Linked DNA regions of Homo sapiens: all the other regions are linked to region 1. Evidence: chromatin contacts called from ENCODE Hi-C or POLR2A ChIA-PET data. All regions are on one chromosome and are shown on one strand. Each heading gives the region's core, a stretch centred on a gene start or an enhancer-like site at or near the end of the contact. The rest is flanking DNA. Distances are from core to core; before and after follow the strand shown. Region 1 overlaps KCNQ1 (potassium voltage-gated channel subfamily Q member 1). Region 2 overlaps NAP1L4 (nucleosome assembly protein 1 like 4). Region 3 overlaps KCNQ1 (potassium voltage-gated channel subfamily Q member 1).

Region 1 (4,578 bases), core at 1,482-3,981:
CCGGTTTTGAAGCCCAGCCTGGGAAGCCACTGCTGTGGCCCAAACCAGCTCTGTTGGGTTCCAGACCCGCCTGAGAGAGGGAGGTCCCAAGAAGCTGTAGCGGGTGGCCTCAAAATCACATGTTACCCTCCCGACCCTCAGTGTCTCGCTGGGAGGGCTCAGCATGTCTCCCCAGGTCCTCTGCCCCCACAGGCCAGGCAACTGCTGAGCCCTGCCAGCCACCCTGTGGGGCAGGGCAGCGCCAGCCTCCACTCCAACAAGGCACTCGGGGCACCCACCCCAGCCTCCCTTCCTTCCATAACTCTCGGGGGTTGAGCAATGGTGCACGAGAGACTCCTGTAAGAGCCGCAGGCAGTGCGGATGGTGTGTTTATCACCAAGTACAGGAAGCCTGGTGGGGCCGGAGTCTCTGCTGCAGCCTGGCACAGCAGGAAATTTCTAGAATCCCTTAACACCGTGGAGCCGCGGCCCAGCTGAGCGCCCCTGCTGCCCTGAGCCTGAGCTCCTGTCACAGGCAGGGAGCGGACCAGCCTTCCTTCAGCAGCCCCTGTCGCCGCGTGGCCTGTGCATGGGGCTGGGTGGCTGGGGACAGCAGCGGGTGTGCTCGGCAGAGCATGTGGCCAGTGAGGCTGGACCAAGGCTGTCCCGGGGGAACAGAACCACCGGGTCTTCATGCCATGCCCCGTGGGCCTCAGGCTCTGAGACTGTGGCTTCAGCAGCGCCCCTGCCCCCAGCTGTGCATCCCACACCCTGAAGCAGAACACTGGAGGCAGGGTGCCCATCACAAGCACTGGCTGCCTCCGGGGAGCAGCAGCGCCGGGGTTCCTCTCCTAAACAGCCCTCAAAGCAAGGCTGATCCTACGCCCAGCAAAGCGGCCTCAGAAGGGAGCATTTTGATGGATTCCCAGAGGCAGGGGGCCTGGTCCCAGGTCTTCAGGGGGTACCAGTCACCTGACCGCCCTCTCTCAGGTGCAGAGTGGGTGATAGAGATGCTTTCAGGAAGCTCTACGGCCAGCGCATGAGAGAGACGCCACAGGGCTCTGAAAGGCAGTGAGTGGGTTGCACAGGGCTCCCCAGGACCAGGAGCTCCTGGTGGATGGGGATTTCAACAGCTTCAGTGTCACTAAAGGGGAAGGCAGGAGGGACTTGTATCCGGTGGTCCTCAGTGATCAACACTGGGCTCCGGAGAGCCGGCCAAGTCACTTCTCCTGTCCCCACAGGGCAGTGGCTTCAAGTTCCGCTTGGTGGATTCTGAGCCTTTGTTCTTGGAACTCTTGCCGGGACATCAGGGGTCGACCCTGACCCGGGAGGAGCCTTGGCAGCTGAAGCTGGGTGGCAGCTGAAGTTCAGCCCACCTGGGTGTCCCCAGCTGCCCCAGACAGACACTTGGGCCTACCCTGCTCCACCTGCCCCTGGTCCACTTTCACCTTCGCTACCCTTACCCGCCCAAAGCCTGCAGGCCAGTGTCTAGCGTCCTTTCACCCTGAACAGGCTCCGAGAGCCTCTGTCTCCCTGGGGTGGGCTCCAGGCAGGTCTCAGGACAGATGAGTGAGAAGTTTCTCCTACAGGCTCATGGGGCAGTGACCTGAAGTCTGGCTGGGCAGAGCTGCAGGCCACCCCGTGCCCTGGGGGCTGTGCAGACAGAGGGCCCACATCTGTCAAGTCCTCTGGGCCTAGCTCCAGGGGCTCAGTGCAGACAGGAACCAGGGCTCCAGCCCGCACATACACAGGGCCCTGCAGTGAGGATCCCAGGGGTGCGGAATCTCAGTCCAGCTCTGCCTTTCATGAGCCCATGGGCTGCTTGCACATAGATCCTGGCACACAGTAGGTGCTTAATAAAGATTTGCTGGCTGAACAAATGCAGGCGGAAACAACCCTGCCAGGGAGAAGACGACCGCGTTCTGAAGCCTCAGAGTGGCCTGGGTGGTGGGGACCGGTCTTAGCTGGGTAGCTCCCAAGTGACAGGGACAAAAAGGCAAGTGAGCCCACAGGCCCACAGAGGGACACAACTCTTCCCAGAGCACCCTGCAGCCCTGAGGAGGGAGTGGGTACCCCCGTCCCTGGGCAACCAGTCTAGTGGGGAGTTGCCCCCGAAGCAAGTGTGCAGGACGGGGCTTCGTCAGACCCATAGGAGCTCACCAGGCAGGGCGAGGCAGGCAGGGAGGAAGACAACCCTCAGCGGGCGGCAGCTGCAGAGGGAGTCAGACCTCGGGGTGGGTGGAGGAAAATCCTGAGTCACCCACTGGTTCCCCAACCTGGGCAAAGGTGCCTTTGCTCTGCGTCTTTTCCCGGCAGCGGCAGAAATGGTGCTGCGGGAAACCGCCCCAGGCCGTGCGCAGAGCAGGCTCCTCATCAGAGCAGCTGCGGGTCCCAGGTGAAAAACACCAGGTGAGGACCTGCGGGCCTGCGGGCGCCCTGAGCAAGTGGAGGCCAGGGCGCTGAGGACAGGACCCGACCTTGTTCCACAGAGAGGGCCGCCCAGGGCCGTCACGGAGGCCCAGAGACTCCCTACAGGGTCTCACTTTGCTGCTGGGAGGGAAACTGAGGCCTTGCTCTGAGCTGGGAGGGAAACTGAGGCCTCGCTGTGTGCTGAAGGCGCAGCAGAAACCCAGGCAGTGGAGGCTGCAGCTGGCGGGAGGGGTGGGCCACCGGGCGGGGCGGAGGGAGCCTCAGCAGAGGGGAGGAAGCCGCAGCGATGACCTCATCCCCTAGGCCTCCGGGGCCGCAGCTCACGGGGTTTTTTAACCACAGGCATTGCAGGACAATTCCCTGGTATGTTCACCACCAAAGGCGCGGACTAGCCGTGTTTGTGTTGTGCTTTTGAGTGCCTCTCTCTTTGTGTGGAGTTTGACAAAAGCTGTGATCCTGGAGACAAAAGCCAGGCCCTCACCTGGGCCAGGGCAGGGTCTCTTACTGCAGAGAGCAGGGGGCCAGTTTCTAGCAGCAGCTGGCTTCGGCAAGAAACAGGAGAGCCACCCAAACCGGGAACTCCTTCCCAGGCAAGAACACGCAAAGCACACACACGTCAGACACACGTGTGCACACACACACCAGGCATATGTGTACGCATGTGCGCACGGAGCTACCCACAGGCACGCACACGTACACTGAGTGCACACATGCACACGTGTGCCACTTCCACAGACATGGGTACACAGACGTGCACATGCACGTACGTACACACGTGCACACACAGCCCCCTCTGAATTCAGAAGCCAGGTTGGGGCCCTCTTTGCAGCCCAGGAAGTGGCTCTCCTCCCTGGGAGGCCTTGAGGAAATCTCCCTGCCCAGCAGATTTCCGACGTGGTGTTCACGTGGTGTTCACGGTGCCGGCCGGACCCCAGCCGAGACCAGATTCCTCCCGAAATGGCTTTTTCAGGCCCACCGCATATCCCTGGTTCAGCAGAATGCCTAATCCCTCCGAGGCCGCGCTGGGGTTTCCTTAGCAGTGCTGAGATAACAGCTTTCTGGCACTGCAAAGCTGGGCGTACGAAAAGAAACGAGAAAACAGGGGCTCCCTGGGAACACATCGCTTTGATCCATTTTTTCCCCCAACATTTAAACATCGTGCTCTCGGAATCCCTCATGCGGGTCCTGCACCCGCCCGGCCCCTCCTGGGTTCCCCAAGGCTGTGGTTTGGGCTCCCCGCGCTCAGCACTCCTTGGCGGGTGCCAGCAGCTCCTGAGTTGCATGTAGCACGAGCGCCCTCTGGCGTCTACAGGCCTTCCCGCCGCCTGGCCCCAAGGGCTGCAAACACCTTTGCTTCTCGTACCTCCCCGAAGCGCCCCCAACCGTCCTTCCTGCAACCCTGCACAGCCTCCCTCTGCTGGAATCAAGAACCCAACAGCCGTCCTCACTCCTCCAGGCCTGAAGCCTCGGGAACCTGCTGTCAGGTGACTTCTGCCTGTGCTCTGATCCCCACAGCCCTGTGCCTGCTGTCCGCTGGAAGCTGTGAGCCCTGGGAGGGGTCCCTGCCTGCCCCGCCAGCACCAGCTTACCTCCTTCTCACTGTGCCCCTCCCACCTGAGCGCCCCCTCCTCCAAGCAAGTGGTCACTGTCTCCCCACCCAGAGCCCACGCCTCAGTCTCGGCCCTGATGTGTCTGTACATCCGCCTGTCAAGGCCAGGCCCACGGCTGCCTCACTCTCTGCTGTGTCCCCAACGTGCCCCCACCATGGCCATGACTGAGTGACAGCTGGACCCTCAAATCCCCTTGAAGGATTTGTTTCCACGCGGCCAGTGCTTCGAGAGACTGCTGGGAAGTGTGGCAAGGCGAGTGGGAGGGTGTCTCCATCACGCAGGGGCAGCTGAAGCCGGGAGCACATACCAAGCTGGGTCATCCTCGCTGGGCAACTCTGGCCTATGCATTTGATGCAGGGAGGGACATGCACGGCCAGGAAGCGCCATGCAGAGCTTGTGGGGTTAGCGCAGCCACGGGGTCCCACCCTCAGGGAGTGTGGAATGGCCTGAGGCAGACAGATGCTTGTGAGCCTCCCAGAGCCCCATGAACCCAGAACAGGGCAGGTCGGCGGGGATGGTGTGCAGGATAGTGCCAAGCAGAGGCCTGAAACCTGACAAGA
Region 2 (4,578 bases), core at 657-3,156, 420 kb before region 1:
TTAGAAGGTCTGGTCTGTTGGGGCTTCAGACAGGGCGGCAAGAGCTTAGGTGGGTTCAAGGGCCTTAGCCCCCTGTGGCAGTAAAGGCCAACATCTCCTCACACCTCTCCCATTGTACTGAGTTCCACCAGTGGGGAGAATAGGCCAGCGTGCTCTTTATCAGCTGTTAGGTCTTAGACTGTTCATTTAACTTCTAAAACTCAACTTGCTGGCTCATCCCTAGGTTGGGAGGTGATTGCAGGTCAGGGAACATGGACAGTCAGGTAGCTGCCAAGACATAGTTTTACAAATTCTAGACCAGCACTTTCCAGTAGAACTTTCTCTGTTGATGGAACTGTCCTCTGCCTGCTTGGTCCAGTGCAGTAGGACTGACCACTTGAGGACTTGAAATATGGCTGCTGAGACTGAAGAACTGAACATTTCATTTACCTTAGTTTAAATTTAAATAGTGAGCTAAGGGCTAGTGGCTACACATTGGAAAGCTTATCTGAAACTGTTTTGATCATACACCCGTCAGTTTAAAGGACTTGAATATGCATGTGTGCTATTTGCTTACTTATATGCGGTATCTGTACTGCTGGTGAGCACTGTGCCACATTTGCTTATAGTACATGTGCGTTTCATTCACAATACGTTCAGCACAGGTACTACTGATGAGCAGTGTCAGTTAGAGGCTAGAAGTGCCAGCTCAGATTAGACTGCTCAGACTCGCATCCCCATTCTCCCTTTAGTAGCTCCACCACCTCCTTGAGCTTCAGTTTCCTCAGCTGTAAGTAGAGCTCATGGTAAAGACTCTGGTTACTTGTTAAGCCCTTAACATAGCACCTGGCACAGAGCAATGACTCAGTAAGTGTTGGCATAAAGTGTTTTACTAATGTTACTTTCTAGACCGTACCCCAACACTAGAAAGTTGTTGGAGGAGGAGGTGAATGTGGGAACCCTGGTCTTGTCTTCTCTGCACGTGGCAGCTCCTGCTCTGCCCAGGTGGGTGATGCATCTGGAGCAGCCCCTGTGCACAGCCCCTTAAGGGCAAAATGCTGTCCTTAGAGCCTTGGAATAGGCCCTGGAGCCTGCTGGAGGCTCGTTGGATCTGACGTGAAATGGAAGAATATTGAGAAGCCTTTCCCTGCCTGATGCCAGTTAGGGTCCTTAGAGCGGAAGGGCGCTGCACCGTGGCCACATCTCATCCTGGCTGCTGCGTGGCGCCAGGAGGCTGTGCACACTGTGTGAACTCCACACCAGCACAGTAGGGCCCTTCTAAGTTCCACCGAAGTTGGCTCTAAGCAAATACATGGTGTGAGCTCAACAAAATGGGAAATGTTGATAAATGAAGCTGCATTTTCATGCACTACCCTTGTTATGCAACCAGTAGTGATAAGGTGGTTTTGCTTTTGGTGTAAGTCTCATGTTTGAAACTTGATTTTTAGTCTGACCAATGATGTATTTGGATGTAGGAGAAACTGATTCAAGACAATTGACTAATGGTGGAGGTTCACCTTTGAGCACCTTATTGATCACTTTAAAGATTAAACACCAAAGTTTTAATATATTTCTACTAAGGTTTCTTTTCCCTTTGTATGAGATGTAAAATGATACCCAGATTCCTGTATCCAATAACATTATGCTGCTGGTTCGATCAGCCTTGTAGAAAATTTAAGGAAAACAAATTCATCGGTTTACAAAAATCTTTTCCTGTGTGCCTGCTCCTCGGTGTGAGAACAGCCAGGGCAGAGCTGTGGTGCCAGGTTCCCAGCTGTGTCCAGGGTACACCCTGGCTGACCAGCTTCCTATCCTATTCCTTGTTTTGCGTGACTTTCAATTTCCTGGCATGCTTTTAAAATGCGCTGCACACAAGCAAATGGCTCCTCAGGCAAGCGAGGCCCAGCAGGCAGCGTGGCTGGACTTTCTGCTCCTCTTAGGCTTGGTCAGTGAGTCACTTGATGGGACTGGTGTCTTGGGCAGGCTGCTGTCATGTTTTGTAAACCTAAAAATGTTTTTCTGTGTTTCTCCAGTTTGAAGAAGGTGAAGAAGGAGAAGAGGAGGTAAGAGACAGGTTTATGCAGTGCCACTTACCTCCCTGAAGTTGTTTCTTTGGCTTTCTCTGCTTGAAGGTTATGGACTCACAGGGCTGTGTTAAACCCATTTTTTGTGACGCTGTCTTTGATTCTAAGAATGTTCTTAAAACACTAAGCAGAAATGCATAGCAAATGCTGTGACAGTTTCCATCGTTTTTGACCCTGCAGTTGGTTCATGAAAATGTATCTTAGAAAATAATCATTTAACAAAATCTACTTTTTCAGAATTTTGTTTCTTTCAGGGCTCTCTGTGAGAACAAAAAGATACCTAGAAATAATTCTAAGTGTCCAAAGGAAGTGATGAGTCACTTGTGGGTAGCAGTAATTGATTTCCATCTAAGGCAGTGTTTTGCTCCTTGTGTTTGTGGATTGTGAATGCCACAAGAGTTTAAATCTTGTCATTCCAGCTAATTCTCACTTTTTAAATACAGGAATTAGAAGGTGACGAGGAGGGAGAAGACGAGGATGATGCGGAAATTAACCCCAAGGTTGGTAACTTTGGGGCCACCCAGACCTACTTATTATGCTGCACTCTTAGACTTTTAAAAATGTTCCCCACTTTGAGGCAGTAGTGTTAACAATATTCATTATTCCCTAATTAGAAAGTTTAAAATGTGTCAGAAAAATAGTGGAATGATTATTCAGACACTGTGTCTATAATTTGAGTGTTGAGTGTACATACTCAGTAGAAGCTTTTCCAGCTGTCTCAAGCTGTGTCTTATTTACATAGACTCCTCAGTAGAGCAACTTGACTTTCCAAGTGTTTCATTCTTTTAAGGTAAGGTAATGATTTAACTGACAACATAAATAAACTTTTCTTTGTGCGTGTTTGGAAAAGGTGCAAAGAAGGGACTTTGGGGCTCTTTTTGTTAAGGAACAGAATAATGGGATTGTGGGCATCATTTGACCCAGTTGCACTTGAGCTGAGCATGCCCAGATGATGTGTCTAGATATCTCATATGTCTCAGATAATTTAAAATAAATTGGAAAGGTTTACTAAAGAAAACTGAGTTGAAAATGAGTGGGCAACCCCATTAATTTTACCTGCAAATTTAGATTTTTATTTGTGGTCTCAGAGTAACTTAAATCAAGGTACTTTGACCATTTGGCACATTTTAAAATCAGAAGTGCTTAAATGTCATCCTACAGCATCATAAGAGTTTCTTCTTGTAAAACATGAAATGTGTAGTTCACTTGCCTCTTAAAATTAAGTATATTATGGGCTGTCAGAATACTAACGTTACCTGGTGTTTTTGTAATGTGTCTCTGTCCGACTAGACGTTTTTTGCTTGTTTTTACCCTTGTTTTTTGGAGTGTGCACTAAAAGCTGTCAGTGTGATATTCTGGCTCTGTCATCAGTTGGTTTAAACTGGCTGTTTCCATGAATGCATGTTCACAGTTGTGGTTCCTTCAAGGAAGGGATGGGAGAAGAGCTTTTAAAACTTTTTTGAGAATGTGTCTTATAAAGACTACTCTGGGAATAATCTGCTCATGGAAATGTTCATCTTCTAAAGTTTGGCCTGTTGATGTGGGAGGACTCTGCTGAAAGCGTACCTGTGCGCAGCACCGTGGTGGTGGGCGGTGAGGGCTGTAGGAGACCAAGGCCTGGGTCTGCCTTGCGTGCATCACAGTGTGCGGACAGGGAAGGTGAGGGCTGTCAGTCAGCCAGTGAACAACGTTGGGTGAATAAATGCTGCCCATCACTGCTGTGCGGGGTGTCTGATGGACCCAAGGGCCACGTGTGTTTATTGGGCTGTGTTTCCGCCTTGTGGGCGCTGAATGGACACTTTTAAGGTTGCAGTTGTAAAGCAAGGACTGGGGTCAATTGGCAGGGCCACCTCCTCAGACTCCGCGCACAGCTGCCTCTGTCCTTGTTGCACTTGTATCTCCCCCTCCCTGTATTCTGTGCCTCAGCTTCTCTTTTCCTCCCCTCTGTTGTTTGTTCTGCTTTCTCTGTCACCTTGGAGAACCTTGAGTCTCCTTTCACGTCCCAGGTTTCTAAAAGAGCATTCTCACCAGCCATTACAGAGAACATGATGTGGTGGATTACACATGCTAACACCCCATGAAACCTTTGATAAACGGTTATGTTGGTTGGGGGAGAAGGGACTAAAAACATGTTCCGGCTAATGGTGTGAATGAAGTTCAGAGACGGCCCGGCATGTGTGGCCAGGATAAGGCCAAGCCTGCTGTCCCTGTCACATGCACCTTCCAGAGAGATGGGCAGTGTTAGAGTCTGTGCAAGCAAAAGAAAACAAGGAAGGAAGGGAGGTTTTAGTATTGGGAGCAGTCTGATAGAAGTGAAAATCATGCTTCTGCCCATTTTGAAAGTATGATCTAGTGTTGAAGTTGTTCACCCCGAGTTCAGTATCTTGCAGCCCTTTTGTATCATGAGAAATTGTGGCCGTTTCCTCCTGTATAATTTTGTGCATTTCATTTTCTTTCATGCTGACAGTTCCTTTCAATTTTTTTCCCCATTTAGGTGTAATTTTTGTCTGTTAAT
Region 3 (4,578 bases), core at 1,358-3,857, 260 kb before region 1:
GTCCAGCATCTTTGGGGGCCCGGCTGGGCTCAGGGCTGAGTCACATGAGCCTGCTTCTCCCCTGTGCCGCCCCTGACCACGGCCTCCCCAAGGCTTCCCTCACTGCCTTCCCATCTCTCTCACTCCCCCATCTTCTTCCTCTTTTCTTTTCCACTTGATCTCTAAGCACTGGGGTTTTGGTTGCCTGCCAAGTCCAAATACAGCTCCAGACCCTCCTGACCCTCCTACCTCAGCACCCCTCCGAGCAAAGCATCCCCACGTGGGGGCTCACAGCAGAAGCTCGGGGTCCTTCTCCAACCTTTCTCCCCTCAGTCTGCTTGTTCTCATCGGTGGGGCTGGCAGACTGGGGGCTGGCCCCAAGGCCTCCACCCTAGTCCAAAGTGCTGATGCTCTCCCTCATCCCACAGCAGCCCCTCACCACTCCTGGAACTGCATCCTCACCTGCCTGTAACCCTCCTCCCACGAAGCCGGAGCCACCCCTGGATCCTTGGCCCGGCCGGGCCATCCCTCGCTCACCAGCTCTGCCTCACCTGCTCTCATGGCCTCAGGAGGATGTGCCCTCGTGCCCTAGGGCCTTTGCAAGGCTGCACACACTGGACACTCTTCCACCCTGTGTCACCCTCCTCCTCCTCACTCACTCCTGGTTGGCTCTGGGCTCCTGACTCCACTGACTGGGAAAACCGAGTACTTTCTCCTTCACACAGACAGATATGTAATTACGGGTCACTATGTGCGTCCCCCTGCCCAGCCATGGGGCTGTACATTCTAAGGAGCAGGGGCCAGCCCACCCTACTCACACTGCAGCCCCAGGCAGTGGCACAAGGTGAATGAATAAATGCCCACAGTGCTTCAGAAGGATTCCTTTGCTTTTTTCCTTTCTGCTCCTTGTGACTTCTGGTCCCTCCATCCCTCCAGAAGGGCCTCAGTTAAAAAAAAAATACTTCTTACTTTTATTTTTAGAGATAGGATCTCACTGTGTTGCCCAGGCTAGAGTGCAGTGGTGTGATCATGGCTCACTGCAGCCTTGAACTCCTGGGCTCAAGCGATTCTTCTAACTCAGCCTGCTGAGCAGCCGGGACCACAGGCACACACCATCACGCTTGGCTAATTTTTTATTTTTATTTTCATAGAGACAGGGTCTCGCTATGTTGCCCAGGGTGGTCGTGAACTCCTGGCCTCAAGCCATCCCCCCGTCTTGGCCTCCTAAAGAGCTGGGATTACAGGTGTGAGCCACTGTGCCCAGCCTCAGTTTTGAGGATATTCCTGGGTTCTGGAGAAAGCTCGGAGCCCTCACATGACCCTGCTAGTGCAATTTCCACCCGTTATTGGATATGGTCCCTCTCAGTAAGAGGGGCTATCACAGAGCCTTAGAACAAGAGCCCTTGTGTTTGTCGGGTGCACCCAGGCGGGCCCTGCCTGATGCCCATGAGGCTGAACCCATTTGTAGCCCAGCGAGGATGGGTGGCCAGGTAGCATGAGTCACCCAGGCATCAGCATCTCCTCAGCAGCTCCTGCCCTGACGGGGTGTTCACCCTGCTGGACAAGCATCCCTTTGCGGGCAGCAGACAGGCAGCCACCTTGCCGCCCACACAGATGGCTCTTGTGTGCCTGACCTGCGGCTCCCGGGGGGCGGGGAAGAGAGGGGGTGCTGTGCACTTTGACACCTATGTGGGGGACTGGGGGCAGGGAGGGGGCGAGGGGCAGGGGGCTGCGTGCTGGCCCCGCTGTCAGGCTCACCTTACTCGGCTAATCCTGAACGTGCAAGAACAATGCTGCCAAAGCCATGAGCTGGATCTCAGCCCTCCGGGGCCCCAAGCCCCCATCTCCTCTAATTGAGGCCTCACAGGGTGGTCTGCGCCCCCAGGCTCCCCCTTGTCCGTGGCTCTGGCCAGTGCCTCCTGCTGTTGCCAAGGTGGTCCAGGCACTGCCTCAGCCCGCACCCCACAACCGCTGTGCCCTCCGCCCAGAACGCTCTTCCTCTAGATATCCATAGGATGCGCTCCCTCACCCGCACAGACCTTTTCCTGGCAGCCCGCACACCCTGCAACCTCTTCTTGAAAGGCCTGGGTCTGACCTGAGGGAGAGAGTTTCTCTTGGGCAGAGGGAGGGGTCACGGCCCCGTCCCTCCTATCCACCTGGCGCTTTCCACCTTCCTGAGAGCAGAGGCCACTGTAAAAGGGACCGTGTGCTGGGGGTTTTCTGGGTGCTGGACTTGTGGGCACACACCCCATCCACTCCTGCCTGGTCCACACACTGGCTGCTGTTTCACAGACAAAGATCTGGCGGCCAGAGGGGCTCCAGGTTTGAGAAGGGCCCTCAAAGGAGCAGCCCCTTCCTATTGCTGCAGCGTCTTCCACACGTGGAGAGGGGTTCAGGCCCACGCTGCTCTGGGCCTGCAGGGCCACCCCCTGGAGGCCGCGGGAGTGCGGGAGGGGACGCCGGGCCTGCAGGGGTGGCGGAGGGACCCGGGAAGGCATGAATGGAAGCGCCGGACCAGGGCGGGAAGCAGCGGACGCGGAACGGGGTGGGGAGGGCTCAGGTTGCCAACCCAAACAGCCCAGCGCGCCTCGGCCCCGTGTTTAATCCACAAAAATTTCCATCTGCCTCTGGAGCACTCGGAACCCGGGCAACGAAAGGCTGTTCGCGCGGCAAAGTAAACACCGGCTCCGTGCAGGGACGGCCGTGCGCCGCGTCAGCCATTTTGTGGACGCCACCGTCCAAAGTGAGGCGGAAGCCCCCACCTGCGGGCTCGGAGCCAGGGCAGGAAGCCGGTCCCACCGCCCGGAGCGGCGCGGCGAGGACCTGGGCATCCACCTGCCGCCAGCGCCACCTCTGACCTGGGGCCAGAACCCGAGCCCGGGAGGCCCGGGCCCCCCACCCCCACCCGCAGCTGCCGCCAAGCCCCCGCACAACCTCGGGGTCCACACCTGACGGGGAGGGCCCGGGACGTGCTGGGCCTGTGCCGCCGGTTCGCCCCGTCCTTCCTTCCCCGCCCGCGGTTTCCCAGCCCAGCCGGCACGGCCAGGTCCCCTCCCCGGGAGGGAGGGGAGGCTCGGGTCGGGACATCTATTTTTGATGGTGACCAAGCCACTGCTTAATATGCAGAACCGGCTGGGGGCAGGCTGTGCCCTGACCCACGGGGTGACAAGTTTGAAAAGGGGCCCATTTTGACCAAAATACATGTTTTTCTGAGGTTGGCCAGGGCAGCCAGGCAGGGTTTGCCGCACAGACAAGGCTCCGCACCGCCCTCACGCCCTGGCCCCTGCAGGCGGCCAGCCCAGCCGGACTCCCGCAATTGATGCTGTCGATTATAGATCCGCACACGGTGCCCAGTGAGGGCTCGGCCGCTGCGGGCTCCGGCCACCGTCCTGCTCGGGCACCTGACACGCCCCTGCCGCCTGCTGTCCTATCCCAGCCTCTCTCTGAAGCAGTTGCACTCACAGAAGTTGACACACACTTGAGCTGAATTTTTAAAAAGACTTAAATTTCCTCTCTGGCCAATATTGGAGGCCTATAAATAGAGTCATTCAGGAGAGGCTTGAGGGTGGCAACTGTCCCCCACAGGCAGGCTAAGAGAGAAACACCCCAAGAAAGAGAGACGCTAGTGTGGGGAAAAGAACAGTTCTTGGGGGATTGCTGAGGGTAAGAGAAGCAGGAAGCCGCTGGATAGCTGGGGAAAGCAAGACCTGGATTCAGGAGGCCTGGCCAGGGCCACGTAGTAGGGTTGAGGCGGAACTTGAACTTGCAGAGAGACCCCTGATGCCATCCTCATGCTCACACCCTCTGAGCTCTGCCATCAGCCAAGCAGGCCTCCTGGGCCAGGAGCTTGTGACACTGCCCACGCCACAGGGCCTTTGCACGCGAGCGATCGGCATAATGGTGCCTGTCCCCTCCACTGGGGGCCAGGAGGCTGAGGCGCTGAGAGCCCACGTGACTCGCCGAGTCTCACAGCCATCGCGTGTAGGGGGCAGAGCTTGCACCCCAGCCACTGGCTCCAAAGGCGTGAGAGGAGGTCAGGCTTTTGCCCTGTGTGGGATGGGAAGGGGGGATGGGAAAGGGGTCTGTGTGTGGCCCTGTGTGCACAGCTGGATGCTGGGTGTGGATGGGCCACACCTGGATGAGGACCCTGAGTGATGAGCCCCTCCTATGGGGTTCAGGGTCCCATGGGTAACCAAGAGTGACAAAGTGAGACTGCACCTGCAGGATGGGGCTTGGCCCGGCTGTCTCAGTAGGTGCTGGGCCAGGCTAGGGCACTGCTGCCAGGGCTGTCCAGAGCAGTAGAACCAGAGGCAATGCCAGCTCCTGGTGTCACCGAGTGGGGACAGTGTAGACAACCCCAGCAGAGGAGGACGGGAGCCACATCAGACAGGCTTCTCCTCTGAGCTGGGCACTCTCCACGGTCCCATCACCCAGTGGCAGTTAGTGGGGGCTGTCTCTGTGGCAGGTTGAGGGTCATTTGGGCTCATGGTATGGCAGAGGGTCATTGGGATATGATCTGGGGGTCATGACCTGGTGGTCAAAGGGATATGATCCCCTCCAAGTCCCAGGGCAGGGCTGGAATCTGCAGCTGACAAGTGC

The links. A loop is a pair of places that touch in the nucleus more often than their neighbours do. ChIA-PET counts read pairs that join two places held with the same protein, here RNA polymerase II (POLR2A). Pooled maps may share reads with other maps.
Region 2: a loop to region 1 is called in a map of endothelial cell of umbilical vein, with 14 times the contacts of the local background. The contact joins two enhancer-like sites. A Hi-C loop is called at or near these places in 3 of 168 maps with a recorded cell type or tissue (CD14-positive monocyte, endothelial cell of umbilical vein and naive thymus-derived CD4-positive, alpha-beta T cell) and 1 of 50 pooled maps. POLR2A ChIA-PET finds 5 or more read pairs at or near these places in 1 of 52 experiments (activated CD4-positive, alpha-beta T cell).
Region 3: a loop to region 1 is called in a map of heart left ventricle, with 2.0 times the contacts of the local background. The contact joins two enhancer-like sites. A Hi-C loop is called at or near these places in 2 of 168 maps with a recorded cell type or tissue (heart left ventricle and tibial artery), 1 of 37 single-sample maps with no recorded cell type and 4 of 50 pooled maps. POLR2A ChIA-PET finds 5 or more read pairs at or near these places in 3 of 52 experiments (AG04450, PC-9 and common myeloid progenitor, CD34-positive).

What each region holds. Positions count from the first base shown.
Region 1 is chr11:2,532,089-2,536,666 of GRCh38, reverse strand. The region is part of intron 2 of KCNQ1 (potassium voltage-gated channel subfamily Q member 1); the gene reads right to left. Among named protein-coding and RNA genes, the nearest start is that of KCNQ1, 89 kb to the right of the region's middle. RefSeq lists enhancers at 611-1,111, 3,862-3,971 and a silencer at 2,945-3,105. Within about 2 kb of position 2,731, at least 16 of the 41 ENCODE cell types and tissues checked have a DNase peak (open chromatin) inside an H3K27ac peak, as active enhancers do; they include CD14-positive monocyte and heart left ventricle, where a contact is called at or near this core.
Region 2 is chr11:2,949,244-2,953,821 of GRCh38, reverse strand. NAP1L4 (nucleosome assembly protein 1 like 4) reads left to right here. Exons shown (of 16, transcript NM_005969.4): 13 at 2,013-2,042; 14 at 2,507-2,563; 15 at 4,558-4,578. The coding sequence ends at 4,563. Among named protein-coding and RNA genes, the nearest start is that of SNORA54, 12 kb to the left of the region's middle. Within about 2 kb of position 1,906, at least 4 of the 41 ENCODE cell types and tissues checked have a DNase peak (open chromatin) inside an H3K27ac peak, as active enhancers do; they include CD14-positive monocyte, where a contact is called at or near this core.
Region 3 is chr11:2,790,005-2,794,582 of GRCh38, reverse strand. All of the region lies in intron 15 of KCNQ1 (potassium voltage-gated channel subfamily Q member 1), which reads right to left. LOC124902614 (a long non-coding RNA gene) reads left to right here. Exons shown (of 3, transcript XR_007062554.1): 3 at 408-488. Among named protein-coding and RNA genes, the nearest start is that of KCNQ1-AS1, 69 kb to the left of the region's middle. Within about 2 kb of position 2,607, at least 10 of the 41 ENCODE cell types and tissues checked have a DNase peak (open chromatin) inside an H3K27ac peak, as active enhancers do; they include heart left ventricle, where a contact is called at or near this core.